Linked DNA regions of Homo sapiens: region 1 is linked to region 2. Evidence: read pairs that join two places in POLR2A ChIA-PET (ENCODE). Cell type or tissue: Caco-2. All regions are shown on one strand. Links, peaks and the distances in the headings refer to the core of each region. The heading gives the core; the rest is flanking DNA. Region 1 overlaps ITSN1 (intersectin 1). Region 2 overlaps CRYZL1 (crystallin zeta like 1).

Evidence for each region. ChIA-PET counts read pairs that join two places held together with the same protein. Peaks named below come from ENCODE experiments on the same cell type or tissue, not always from the same donor. Only the 100,000 strongest peaks of a DNase experiment are listed, where the experiment ranks them.
Region 1: POLR2A ChIA-PET joins it to region 2 with 5 read pairs; 3 of 35 experiments call an interaction of 5 or more read pairs at or near these places.

What each region holds. Positions count from the first base shown.
Region 1 is chr21:33,728,523-33,735,056 of GRCh38, forward strand. It overlaps ITSN1 (intersectin 1), which reads left to right. Exons shown (of 40, transcript NM_003024.3): 5 at 6,522-6,534. Among named protein-coding and RNA genes, the nearest start is that of ITSN1, 89 kb to the left of the region's middle. In Caco-2, for the core only: no CTCF peak of the experiment used is centred there; a DNase peak (open chromatin) is centred at 3,759.
Region 2 is chr21:33,632,836-33,639,369 of GRCh38, forward strand. All of the region lies in intron 1 of CRYZL1 (crystallin zeta like 1), which reads right to left. Among named protein-coding and RNA genes, the nearest start is that of CRYZL1, 5.6 kb to the right of the region's middle. In Caco-2, for the core only: no CTCF peak of the experiment used is centred there; no DNase peak of the experiment used is centred there.

The DNA of each region.
Region 1 (6,534 bases), core at 2,625-5,124, 97 kb after region 2:
CAGCCTTCTTCCTGTTCTTTAAATGGGCCAGGTTTCTCCTTGCCTCAGGGTCATTGTACTTAGTGTTTCCTCTTCCTATAATTCAGTTGCTCTAGTTCCTCACATCGCAGGTTCATTGCCTTTCAGGTTTCAGTTCATATGTCACCTCCCCAAAGTGGCATTCCCTGACCAGCTAGTGTAAAGTGGTCCCCTCTGCCCACCTCTTTCCCTTTACCTTGGTAGCACTTATCACCATGTAAAATAATCTGGTTTGTTCTCTTGTTAGTTCTGCTTGCACTAAAATATAAGCTCTGTGGTGCTAGGAACTGTGTCTTTTTCATAGATATAACCCCAATTTCCAGATAGATGCCCAGCCCCCCACTCCCCCCTGCCCCATAATTGGTTTTTGAATGAATGAGAATGAATGACTGGATTAGTCTGCACTGCTGCTGGGTCTCACCTCCAGCCCAAGGGGCAGCAGGTGAGAGATGAGCAGCCTGAGGCCAGGCTTTGTGGATGAACTGGGCTCCTAAAGGAATCTGTAGGTGCCAACACTGCAGGGAATGAGGTGGGACAAGAGGAGCCTGGCCTCATCCCTTCATCCTGTAACACACACAAAGTAGTTTCAGAATTGTTACATTCACCTCCACTACAAACAACAAATTTAGGCCCAGTGCAGTGGCTCATGCCTGTAATCTCAGCACTTTGGGAGGTCGAGGCAGGAGGATCACTTGAGCCCAGGAGTTTGAGACCTGCCTGGGCAACATAGTGAGACCCCGTCTCTACTTTAAAAAAAAAATTATCCAGGTATGGTGGCACATGCCTGTAGTCTCAGCTACTCAGAGGATGGGGTGGGAGGATCACTTGAGCTGAGGATTCAAGCCTGCATTGCGCTATGATTGTGCCACTGTACTCCAGCCTGGGCAACAGAGTGAGACCCTGTCTCAAACAAACAAACAAATAAAAAAAAAAAAAAGAACCTAGTAAGTAGTGTAAACCAAAAAGTATCTGAGACAAGAGGTCTCAATCATTTTAGGAGTTTATTTTGCTAAAGTTAAGGACATGCCGGGAGGAAATAAGCACAGAATCACAGAAACTGTGCTTTTCTCCAACGATGATTTTGATGGCTTCAGTATTTAAAGGGAACAGGTAGGCTGGAGGGCAAAGAGGGAGGATATGGTAATCCATATATTGCCAGAGAAAAGGAGCAGGCAGGGGAATAGTCAGTTAGGTAATAGTAAATCAGTAAAGTGCTCAGTAAGTCGGCACTTTACATAAGATAAAATGGAACATAAAGTAGCCTGTAGAGGTGTTTGACCTTTTATTTGTAGCTCCCTGCTTAGGAACAAAGGGACTCAGCTTTCAGGGACTCAGCTTTCAGCTTACTTTTCTACCTTTTGCATAGTGAATTGAAGTCCTGCGTTTTTATTTTCCTTTCACAGTAGATTTCAAGATTACTTTGTAGTTCCTTTTGTTTTTAAACAGAGGACATATAAAGTACTATGTGAAGTTACTTGGACTAGGCTTTTTTTTCTACCTCTTACGTGGATATGTTAGTTATTTATAATATGATTAGGTTTATTTTCATTTTTATTTAATTTAGATATGCCTCCTCATCTTTGTGGACTTAATTTTATTATTTAAATACATAACAGATTAAAAAGGTTCTAAAAACCGAAACTAACAAAAAGGTGTGCTCAGACAAGGTCACTCCCTCTTCTATCCCTTTACCCTGTTTCCACCCATTGTATTAGTTTCCTGTTATCCTTCATTTATTTTTGTTGGAAAAAAGCAGGTACATAATGTATATAACGTGTATGTATTCATATTTAAATTACTTCCTTTCCTCCTTACATTAAGGTAACCTGCTATAAATGCTCTCTGTTCTTTTTTTTTTTTTTTTTTTTTTTTTTTTCTGGAGACAGAGTCTTGCTCTGTCACCCAGGCTGGAGTGCAGTGACGTGATCTCGGCTCACTGCAACCTCCATCTCCTAGGTTTAAGCAACTCTCTGCCTCAGCCTCCTGAGTAGCTGGGATTACAGGCACGTGCCACCATGCCCAGCTAATTTTTTGTATTTTTAGTAGAGATGGGGTTTCACCATCTTGGCCAGGCTGGTCTTGAACTCCTGACCTCATGATCCACCCTTCTCGGCCTCCCAAAGTGCTGGGATTACAGGCGTGAGCCACCGTGCCCAGCCTGTTTTTTTGTTTTTGTTTTTGTTTGAGATGGAGTCTTGCTCCGTCACCCAGGCTGGAGGTGCTATCTTAGGTCACTGCAACCTCCGTCTCCCAGGTTCAAGCAATTCTCATGCCTCAGTCTCCCAAATAGCTGGGACTACAGGCGCCCGCGTGCCCAGCCAATTTTTGTGTTTTTAGTAGAGACAGGGTTTCACCTTGTTGGTCAGACTGGTCTCGAACTCCTGACCTCAGGTGATCCACCTGCCTCGGCCTCCCAAAGTGCTGGGATTAGAGGCATGAGCCACCGCGCCCAGCCGTAACTACCATATTTCCATAAATTTCTTAGAATTTTCATTACCAGGGATTCCCCACAGTTATGTTTATTGAGAAAAGCGTTTTTTGAGTATCACGACATTTTCAACTAAATGTTGGGATTGTCGTATGTGGTTTAAAGTCAAGTCCCTAGAACCTCATGGTTAAGTTTCTTCTCCTCACCCATGAAAACACTTCTGTAGGACACCTTTAGAGTCTAATTAAGCCATTACCTAAAGTCTTCTCCCCTAACCTACTCATTATCCCACACTGGATATTCCTGTTTCTCACCAGAGACCATACTGGGCAGTGGTGTGGGGAACAGGGAGTGGGCACCTGCCTGACTGATTGATTGGTTTTAGTGTGCATGTTGATGTTGATTTTTATTAATGGGAACTCTTCCCCACCAAACCGTTTTAAATAGTTGCGTATCTTTTAAAAAACTACTTAGCAAAAGAAGGAAGTTCACCATTTCATTTTATTTACTTAGTTTCCTTTATAAAACCTGAAAGGTAGTACAAAAATAAAGCAACCAGAAGCCAGTTTCATTTATGAGCATAGATCCAAAAAAGTCAAAATCTTAGCAAATAGAATTTCACAATGTATGAAAAGAATACACAATGACCAACTTTATGCCAGAGGTGCAAGATTGGTTCAGAGTCGAAAAATTCTATCAACATTAGTCATTATTTCAGCAGATAAAAGGAAGAAGAAAACTTGTGATCGGATTGGTAATTACAGATTAGGCACCCGATGAAAAATACAGTAACCATTTCTAATAAGTAGAAAGGAAACTACTTAAATATGTGAGACTACTATCCATGAAAAGAGTCAAACTCTGTAAAATATTTGAAAAGGTTTATTCCAAGCCGAATATGAGTCACCAATGGCCTGTGACACAGCCCTCAGGAGATCCTGAGACCATTTGCCCAAGGTGGTTGGTATATAACATGGTTTTATACATTTTAGGGAGACATAAGACATCAATCAATATATGTAAAATGTACACTATTTCGGTCTGGAACAATGGGACAACTGGAAGCAGAGGCTTCCAGGTCATACGTGGATTCAAGAGTTTTTAATTGGCATTTCATTGAAAGAGTTATTATCCAAAGAGCTGGAATCAATAGAAGGGAATGTGTGGGTTATCATAAGTGGTTTTGGAGAACAAAGTTTTGTCATGCGGGTGAAGCCTCCCGGTAGTAGACTTCAGAGAAAATAGATGGTAAATATTTCTTATCAGACTTTAAGAGCCTCCTTTATCAGTCTTAAGGCCTGTGTTGATGCTAATGCTGGTCAGCTGGGCCTGAATTCCAAAAGGGAGGAGGGTATAATGAGGCATGTCTGACTTCCTCTTCCCATCTTGGCTTGAACTAGTTTTTCAGGTTAATTTTGAAATGCCCTTGGCTGAGATGAGGGGTCCATTCAGATGGTGGGGGGCTCAAAATTTTGTTTTCAGTTTACATTACTTTCCAGAAATCACTACCAACTGTCATTCTAAACAATGAACTCTATTAAACTATTAGCTCTAGTAAATCTACTGTTTCATTTAAACTCAGAACTGAGCAAGAACGCATTCAGTAATGTCTTAGAAGGCAGTAAGACCAATAAAAAAGATTGGCCTAAATATTGGAAAAGAAAGATAATGCTCATTTTTTTCTAGTTATGTGATTGTATACTTAGTACACCCAAGAGATTTTAGTTTTAAAACATTAATAAGAACTTGTAGGAGTCTGGTAGGATAGCTAAATACAGCCTAAATAATTTTTTAAAATAAAAAATGTTCTCTGTGCTTGAAATAAGCACCTAAAAATGGAAATGGGGGGAATGTTTCATCTAAAATCTGGCAAAAATGATAAAATTCTTCAGAATACATTTAGCAAGAAAAGCATATTATATGAAAAAAGTGATACAATTTTATTAAAGGAAATAGTATATTTGAACAACCGGAAAGATTGTCTTTTCTTTGGTTGGGTAAACTATTGGTGCAAAAGCAATTGTGGTTTAATCAATTCTCCAAAAATCCCCTTCTAAGGCAGTTTTTGGATCCCAGTAGGGTTGTTTGTATAACAGATAAAATAATCTAAATGTTCATAGGAAAATAGACACCCATGAATAACCAAGGGGGAAAAAAAACCTTCCCAGACCTTCCCGGATCACAATATACCAGAGAGCCAGTGTGATCAAATCATTGTAATATTGACCTGGAAATTGTTCAGTCAGAACAGATAGTCCAGAAATAGTTCTCACTTCATATGAACATTTGATACATGATAAAAATGTATATTAGTTCAGTGAGAAGAAGAGGGATTGATTAATAAATATTACTGGGAAAGCTAGGAATCCATGTAGAAGAAATGTGATTGGACCCTGGAATAACTCCCCCACCCCTACCCATAATTATTGGTTTAAGGATTGAAATGAAATAAAATAATACAATGTTAGAAAATCAAGGACTAACAACCTTCTAATCATATGATAAAAGAAATATTTTATATACAAAAATTTAGAATTTTTATGCCGTACATATACATAAATCAACAAATAATGAATTTTTAAAAGTCTTTCAGCAGTCAGCAGATAAACAGTTAATTTGTGATACACTATGAGCTCTTATAAACTAACAACAAAAGACATGCAATATATAGAAAATTTGGCAAAGGATTTGAATAAGCAGTTCATAGAAGTGCAAATCCAAATGGCCACGAAATACAGAAAAATGATGCTCAGGTTCACAAGTAGTGAGAAGAATTCAGATTCTGAATTCTTTGCTGAAGGGCCCATGACTACAGGAGAATGGGGAACTCCTATCTGAGGCAAAAAGGTTTCTGCAACCACAGAGCTTTGTTTCCTGCGTTATGATCCTTATTTTCTAAAATGTGCCAACTTTTACAATCTTGATCACTTTTAGAGATTTTTTTATCTTTGTCTTATGCCATACTTTTTATTGTGTTACATGTTTTCTTTCTTTGAGTTAATTCCAGCTATGCAGAATTGTTTTCTGTGTAACTTAATTTTCTTTTGTGAACACTGTCCGGATATGGCTCAGTCTAAAAGATCATGGTATTTTAATTGAACTGTCTTATTTAGATCTTTCAAATACATTTTTCATAATATTGGTTTAAAAAAATCCTCATGCTTTTAATATCTGGATTAAAAGAAATAAAATCTGAATAAAACTTTTTTATGCAGAAGAGGTTAAGTCATGAATATGCACAGTTTTGATGATATAATGTAGTTTCCAGTTACAAGGACAAACTTTTGCTTACTTGATCTTAGCCAAAAGGCCGAGAAGCGATTCCTTTTGCTTACTCTTCTTTGAGAAAATACTTTACATTAAAGCTCATTACAGTTTGCACTTGGACCGTGTATATTTGAGTACCATTTTCAAATAGCAGACACATTTTGTAAGCTAACTTACAAAATTGTTGAGTGATATGGGGCATGATTCTAAAGAAAAGTTAGTTTCAAGAGCTTTAGAGGTTTAGTAGCATTATAGTTGAGTAACCCTAGCATAGCATAAGTAGGTAGCATAGCATACTGTGTCATGTTCCCACATTGAGGTTTGTAGAGCTCTACAAAGAATGCAATCTAAGTATCTCTAGCAATATTAACATTCCGCTTCTAAATCTTTTTCTTTTCTAATAGCTTTATTGTGAAAGAATTCACATAATAAAATTTACTCGTTTAAAGTATCTAATTCATTGGTTTTAGTTTATTCACAGAGTTGTGCGACAGTCACTATTAGCTAATTTTAGAATGTTTTCATCACTTCAGAAAGAAACCCCTTTTGATGTCTAAAGTACAAATCCTCACACTGAGGCTGAAAATTACCTGCTAAAGTGGCAGAGTGAAAGATATTTTATGTTTATATAAAACTTGGCCAGTATTTACAGGCTATTCCCCATAGTTTGGTAAACAGTTATGTTTTCTGTTGTTGTCTCTAGGGGTAAGAGTGCTAATTATTTTGTTTTCGTGTTGGTGGGAGTGGTGGTTTTGGAAAGGTTCTTTTATGGTCACAGTTGTTCTCAGGCCATGCTGTTGGTTTGCAGGGCACTAGCTGAC
Region 2 (6,534 bases), core at 1,157-3,656:
GTGTGAATATGCCCACATCATGGCAGGAGACACATCATCATACACCTCCAGAAGTTCCCTGTGTCCCCTTCTCCTCCTAAGGAGACCCAATATCCTAAATTTTAACAGCACAGATTAGTTTTGTCTGCTTTTGAACTTTATATAAATAAAATTATACTCTTTAATGTCTGTTTTCTTTCTTTCTATATTAGGTTTGTGAGTCTCACTCATGTTGTTACTTGTAGTTGTATTCCATTCATTCGTATTGCTACATAGTACTCCACTGTATAAACAAATTGCTATTTATCCATTCCACTATAGACAGACACTTGAATTGTTTCCAGTTTGGGGCTCTTATGAATTGTTCTGTTAAAAACATTCTTGTATATACTTTTTGGTAAGAATACTATTATTTCATTTATTCTATGAATGAGGAAAGTGAGTCTTAGCTTAAAGCATGTAGCTGGTGTCTCATAGCACCAGCTGGGCCAGAACTGGGATATAAACTAGGTGCTACTTCTTCCAAAGTCATTACTCCTAACCATGGCTTTTAATGGTTTCCTACTGAGCTGCTAACATTAGATATATCAATTAAAGTTGAATACTTTTTTTTTTTCTTTTTTTTGCAACAGAGTCTTGCTCTGTCGCCAGGCTGGAGGGCGCAGTCTCGGCTCACTGCAACCTCCATCTCCCAGGTTCAAGCGATTCTCCTGCCTCAGCCACCCGAGTAGTTGGGACTATAGGCACGTGCCACCACACTTGGCTAGTTTTTGTATTTTTAGTAGAGAGGGGGTTTCACCATGTTGGCCAAGATGGTCTTGATCTCCTCACCTTGTGATCCGTCTGCCTCGGCCTCCCGAAATGCTGGGATTACAGGCATGAGCCACCGCACCCGGCCTAAAGTGGAATACCTTTAAGATAATAATTAAGTACCTATTGATAGTTCTGGCTACATAATTTGCAGAGCCTAGTGCAAAATGGAAATGTGGGAAGCCTTGTCTAGAAATTATTAGAATTTCAAGATAGCAGAGCATGAAATCAAGCAAAAGTCTCTTCTGAATCTGAGGTCAGTGAGACTGCATAGGCCATATGTCCATAAAGCCAGCCCTCTGTGTTGAATGTTAGTGGATCTACTTGGATCCAAATACGTAAAGAGTTTTTACAGAGTGTAGTTGAGCAATGGTTGTTGGTTTCTCGGACGTGATAATCAAACGCTGGAATTAACAGAAATGAATACACATTCAAGACATATATAGAAATTACGTATGTAGCATGTATCAATGAAGTATATAAAAGCAGGATTAAGCTAGGTTAAATGATTAATTCTAACGCTTTGGTTGCAGAAGGTCTTTGTGTCAATGTTTTTGTTTGGGGGCTGGGGAGAACCGAAGCATGGATACAACATTTACGTATTCCCTCCAGCATTAAATCTAACCTCCTTTGAAGGCTCTCTAAAATGCATACTCTCTCTCCCTACTCTACCTTACTGCTTCCACAATGTCCAAGCACATACCCTCTATCTAGTTAGTATGACTTTACATCATATGGTTACCCCATCTCAGAGCTTCTAGGCATGGCCTGTTCTCTGACAGAATGCTGTAATTTAGATTCTGCTAAGTAAATAAAGTTCAAGTTCTACCCCCTCTCTGGAATCATCCCCAGTGACACTCACTCCATTTGTTCCATGCTTCCCGATTTCATTACACACTAATGAAACCTTGCTTTATTTATTTACTAACTAGCGGGCTTTCCCAACCATTGCCTGGGAAATATATCCATTATTATTAAATAAAAAAAAAAACAACTCTGTTCCTACTCAGTCTGGAGTTACTAGAATTGCCTTTTTGAGAAGTGGAACAATTACGTATCAATGCCTTGATTTCAAAGCATCTTGCTTTGTGATACTGGAAGCTACTGTTTTCTCTGCCCATTGAATCTTGAAATATATGGCATGTCTCCCAGATAAGCAGTCACATGGACCTTAGACTGTGCCCCAATTTCAAAGACCCTGGAAGATAACTGCTTGTTTGTACCCCTAGTATCCCTTAAAACAAACAACAACAACAATATATATATATATATATATATATAAAATAATGGCAATATTTTTAGTCACATCATCCTAAATAGTTTCTCTAAATTAGGTGAAAATTGCCCTGGTTGGTGGAAAAAAGTAATGTTCAGTTGGTCCAATTGAGAATTGTATGGGAACAAAAATATCCTTAAAGTTACAAAGTAAAGAAAGAGAGGTGTTTTTACAAAAGTAGCCAGAAGAAAACTGAGGAAATATTTGTCTTGAAAGCCCAAAAAAAGAATACTGAGTTCCTAGTACTAGGAAAATGGTAGAATGGATGGTATTCAAGGCCCACATGGTTTCCTAGGCAGATTAAATAAAACAGTCTATTACGTAACAAAATTGTATTTCATTTTATTTTTTGTTTTTTGTCTCACACTCTGCCAAGTCTCATGTTATTTAATAAAATTTGTATTGACTTAAAATACATTTGCACATAGGACATAAAAGTATTAAACTTTTTTTTTTTTTTTTTTTTTTGAGACGGAGTCTCGCTCTGTCGCCCAGGCTGGAGTGCAGTGGCGCCATCTCAGCTCACTGCAAGCTCCGCCTCCTGGGTTCACGCCATTCTCCTGCCTCCGCCTCCGGAGTAGCTGGGACTACAGGCGCCCACCACCACACCTGGCTAAATTTTTTTTGTATTTTTTAGTACAGACGGGGTTTCACCGTGTTAGCTAGGATGGTCTTGATCTCCTGACCTTGTGATCCGCCTGCCTCGGCCTCCCAAAGTGCTGGGATTATAGGCGTGAGCCACCGCGCCCGGCCATAAAAGTATTAAACATTTTATAAAATAAAAATATAAATTAAAATGTATAGGCCGGGCATGGTGCTCACGCCTGTAACCAGAACTTTGGGAGACCGAGGCGGGTGGATCATGAGGTCAATAGATACAGACCATCCTGGCCAAGATGGTGAAATCCTGTCTCTACTAAAAATACAAAAATTAGCTGGGCGTGGTGGCGTATGCCTGTAGTCCCAGCTACTCGGGAGGCTGAGGCAGGAGAATCGCTTGAATCTGGGAGGCAGAGGTTGCAGTGAGCTGAGATCGCGCCACTGCACTCCAGCCTGGCAACACAGCGAGGCTTTGTCTCAAAAATAAATAAATGAACAAATAAATAAAACAAAATATATAATATGACATTTCTAAGAAAAGTCATGTAACTTCAAAATTATAAGTTCTACTATAAATTTTACTATACCAAAAAAGTATGATATAAAACTTTTTGCCCAGAGTGGTGGCTCACACCTGTCATCCCAACAATTTGGGAGGAGGCTGGGGTAGGAGGACTGCTTCAGCCCAGGAGTTCCACAGCCTGGGCAACAAAGCAAGACCCTGTCTCTTAAAATACAATAAATAAATAAATAAGCCTGGCGTAGTGGTGCTCACCTGTAGTTCTATCTAGGCATTGGAGGCTGCTTTGAGCTATAATCAACACTGCACTCCAGCCTGGACAACAGAGTGAAACCCTGTCTCTTAAACATACAAAACTTTTTAATTACAATAAACCTGTTTAAAAATGTAGGCTGATATAGCCTGTGAAAAGCATAGAAATTTTATACTTTTACAGGTATATCAGAATTTCAAAATGTTTGAATTAATCCACAAACTGAGGATTATGTTAGTAATACTATAAATTTTTATATTGGCCATACAGTAAACTTACTAAAAAATCTGGAGAAACAAAAATTAAGGAGATAATACCAATTTAGAATAATTTTTAGCAAAAGCAGAACGAGAACTTTGCATAAATTAAACACTTGACTACAAACACTTCAAGAAAGTAGTTAATAAAAATACTGATCTGTTAAGGGATTTCTAAAAAATCAATGGGAAGTAGTTTCAAATGGTTTCATCCTTCTTATAATAGCAACATGAACTCCACTTGCTCCTCTGTTACACTCAATCCCCCAAGAAGCTCATCTATTCTTTTTTCTTTTTAGACAGTTTCACTCTGTCGCCCAGGCTAGAGTGCAGTGGCGCGATGTCGGCTCACTGCAAGCTCCGCCTCCGGGGTTCACGCCATTCTCCTGTTTCAGCTTCCCGAGTAGCTGGGACTACAGGCGCCCGCCACTGCGCCCGGCTAATTTTTTGTATAAAACTCATCTATTCTTAGTTGTAAATAAAACCTCTACAAATCATTCCTTACCTACACTTTCAGGCCAAAAGTGTTTTGAGCATCAGACCAACTTCAAATTTAACAGACACAAAGCTGGACTCATCTTTCCCCCAAACAAGATTTTGCTGTACTCTCTAGTCATCAAGAATAATTTAGATCGCTGGGCGCGGTGGCTCACGCCTGTAATCCCAGCATTTTTGGAGGCCGAGGCGGGCGGATCACGAGGTCAGGAGATGGCGACTATCCTGGCTAACACGGTGAAACCCCGTCTCTACTAAAAATACAAAAAATTAGCCGGGCGTGGTGGCGGGTGCCTGTAGTCCCAGCTACTTGGGAGGCTGAGAAGGGAGAATGGCATGAATCCGGAAGGCGGAGCTTGCAGTGAGCCGAGATCGCGCCACTGCACTCCAGCCTGGGCGACAGAGCGAGACTCTGTCTCAAAAAAAAAAAAAAAAAGAGTACCTTAGATCCATCCCATCACCTTCACCTCAATGCCTGGGGCTCGGGCTGTGGCGATAGGCTGCCAAATGCTTTCAATACTCTCCCTCATTCAACTCATCTATTCCCCTATGGTTAATTTAATTCCTGAAAGTCCAAACTCCTCTTCTTACATGCTCAAATTTTTATTAGTCCCCAACACAAACTTTATAATACTATGGCCACTCCAGGTTCAGAGTTCGGTTATAATGTTTCTAACCTACCTTCATTTTTAAGGAAAGCAAAGATATATATAAACAGCTACACAAGAGAAAAACATATATATATATATATATATATATATATACACACACACACACATATAAACAGCTAGACAAGAGAAAAACAGATGAAGTCAACTCTGAAATGTGGCCCTGTATGCTCAACCTGGTCACCATGCCAGGCTCTCTTGGGCAGTATCCAATACCCTATTACCCATCCATCGTTGGGACCTGTGCATAGCATTATAATACTAGCTGGATTGTTAGGGGGAAATCTTCAGTTATATTTTGATCATTTGGGAAAAGGTGAATTAATGTTAAATTTTAACAATGTTCACATTAATCTGTGAGACTTTTTGTACATATTCACACATTGGAAAAAGAAATATGCCCAAATATTTGATTAAAAAGAATATAGTCACCATAATCAAAGCAACTAGCTGGAGGTTTGGCTCAAATATATTCTGCAGGGTGTGGAGGATGGTAGTCCTAATGGGTCAGGTCTGCTTTTTTTTTTTTTTTTTTTTGATACGGAGTTTTGCTCTGTCACCCAGGCTGGAGTGCAGCTGCATAATCTTGGCTCACTGCAACCTCCGCCTCCCGGCTTCAAGTGATTCTCCTGCCCCAGCCTCCCGAGTAGCTGGGATTACAGGCGCACGCTACCACACCCAGCTAATTTTTTTGTATCTTTAGTAGAGATGGGGTTTCACCATGTTGGCCAGGCTGGTCTCGAACTCCTGACCTCCTGATCCACCCACCTCGGCTTCCCAAAGTGCTGGGATTACAGGCGTGAGCCACTGCACTTGGCCTGCTTCTTAAAGAGGGTAGTGAATGCATGGTTATAACAGTTGAGGATATCTCTACATGGTATAGTCAACAGTCTCTAGAAATATGTATATTCAAAGGACACTTTGCACTAGCAATGAGTCCACAGGTGTTTTGGGTGTTTTGCTGTGCACAACTGCAGTGCTCTTTTGTGCCTGTTATTATATAAGATGGGCACAGGAGATATTGTGACAGTGGCTTATATCTGGCTAAACCTTGTAAAGCAATTCCAGCTGATAATATAAGAACTTTAGGCATTATAACTTAAAACTAAATGGAAAATGCGTAACATTAGATGGTCCCTATCACTAGAGGGACTGAAACAGAGGATGGGTACATATTACACAGGCTTCATAAAGCAGATTCCAGAGTCAACTGAGTGGGACAGGTGGATCAAATGACCATTTAGTTCTCTTCTAATTGTGACAATCTTGATAAATATTATCAAGGCATATTCGATTGAATTTATACATGTGTGGCATAATCTCTACATCTTATGCAACTTGAGATCTAAAGATAGATAAAGGAGCAGAAAAGGAAAATTGTTTCTTTTTTGCCTACAGTGGCTCTCAACAAAGAACTCTTTTGGATCTCAAAAGAATTTTTGATGACCTCCCCACCTCCATGAGGGATTTATTTTATTATCTGTTGATTTTCAGGTGGCATTTTGACTTAAGAGTCTAGGGTTTCTTACATGACCAATTCCCCACCCATATCTCTGGGGGTTGGAGACGTGGGATGGTCATTATCCCAAAGATCTGAAAATCTCTGATCCAGTTACTATTCAATGTAGGGCTATTTAATATAATATGATCCAGAACAACAGAAACTTAACTTTCAT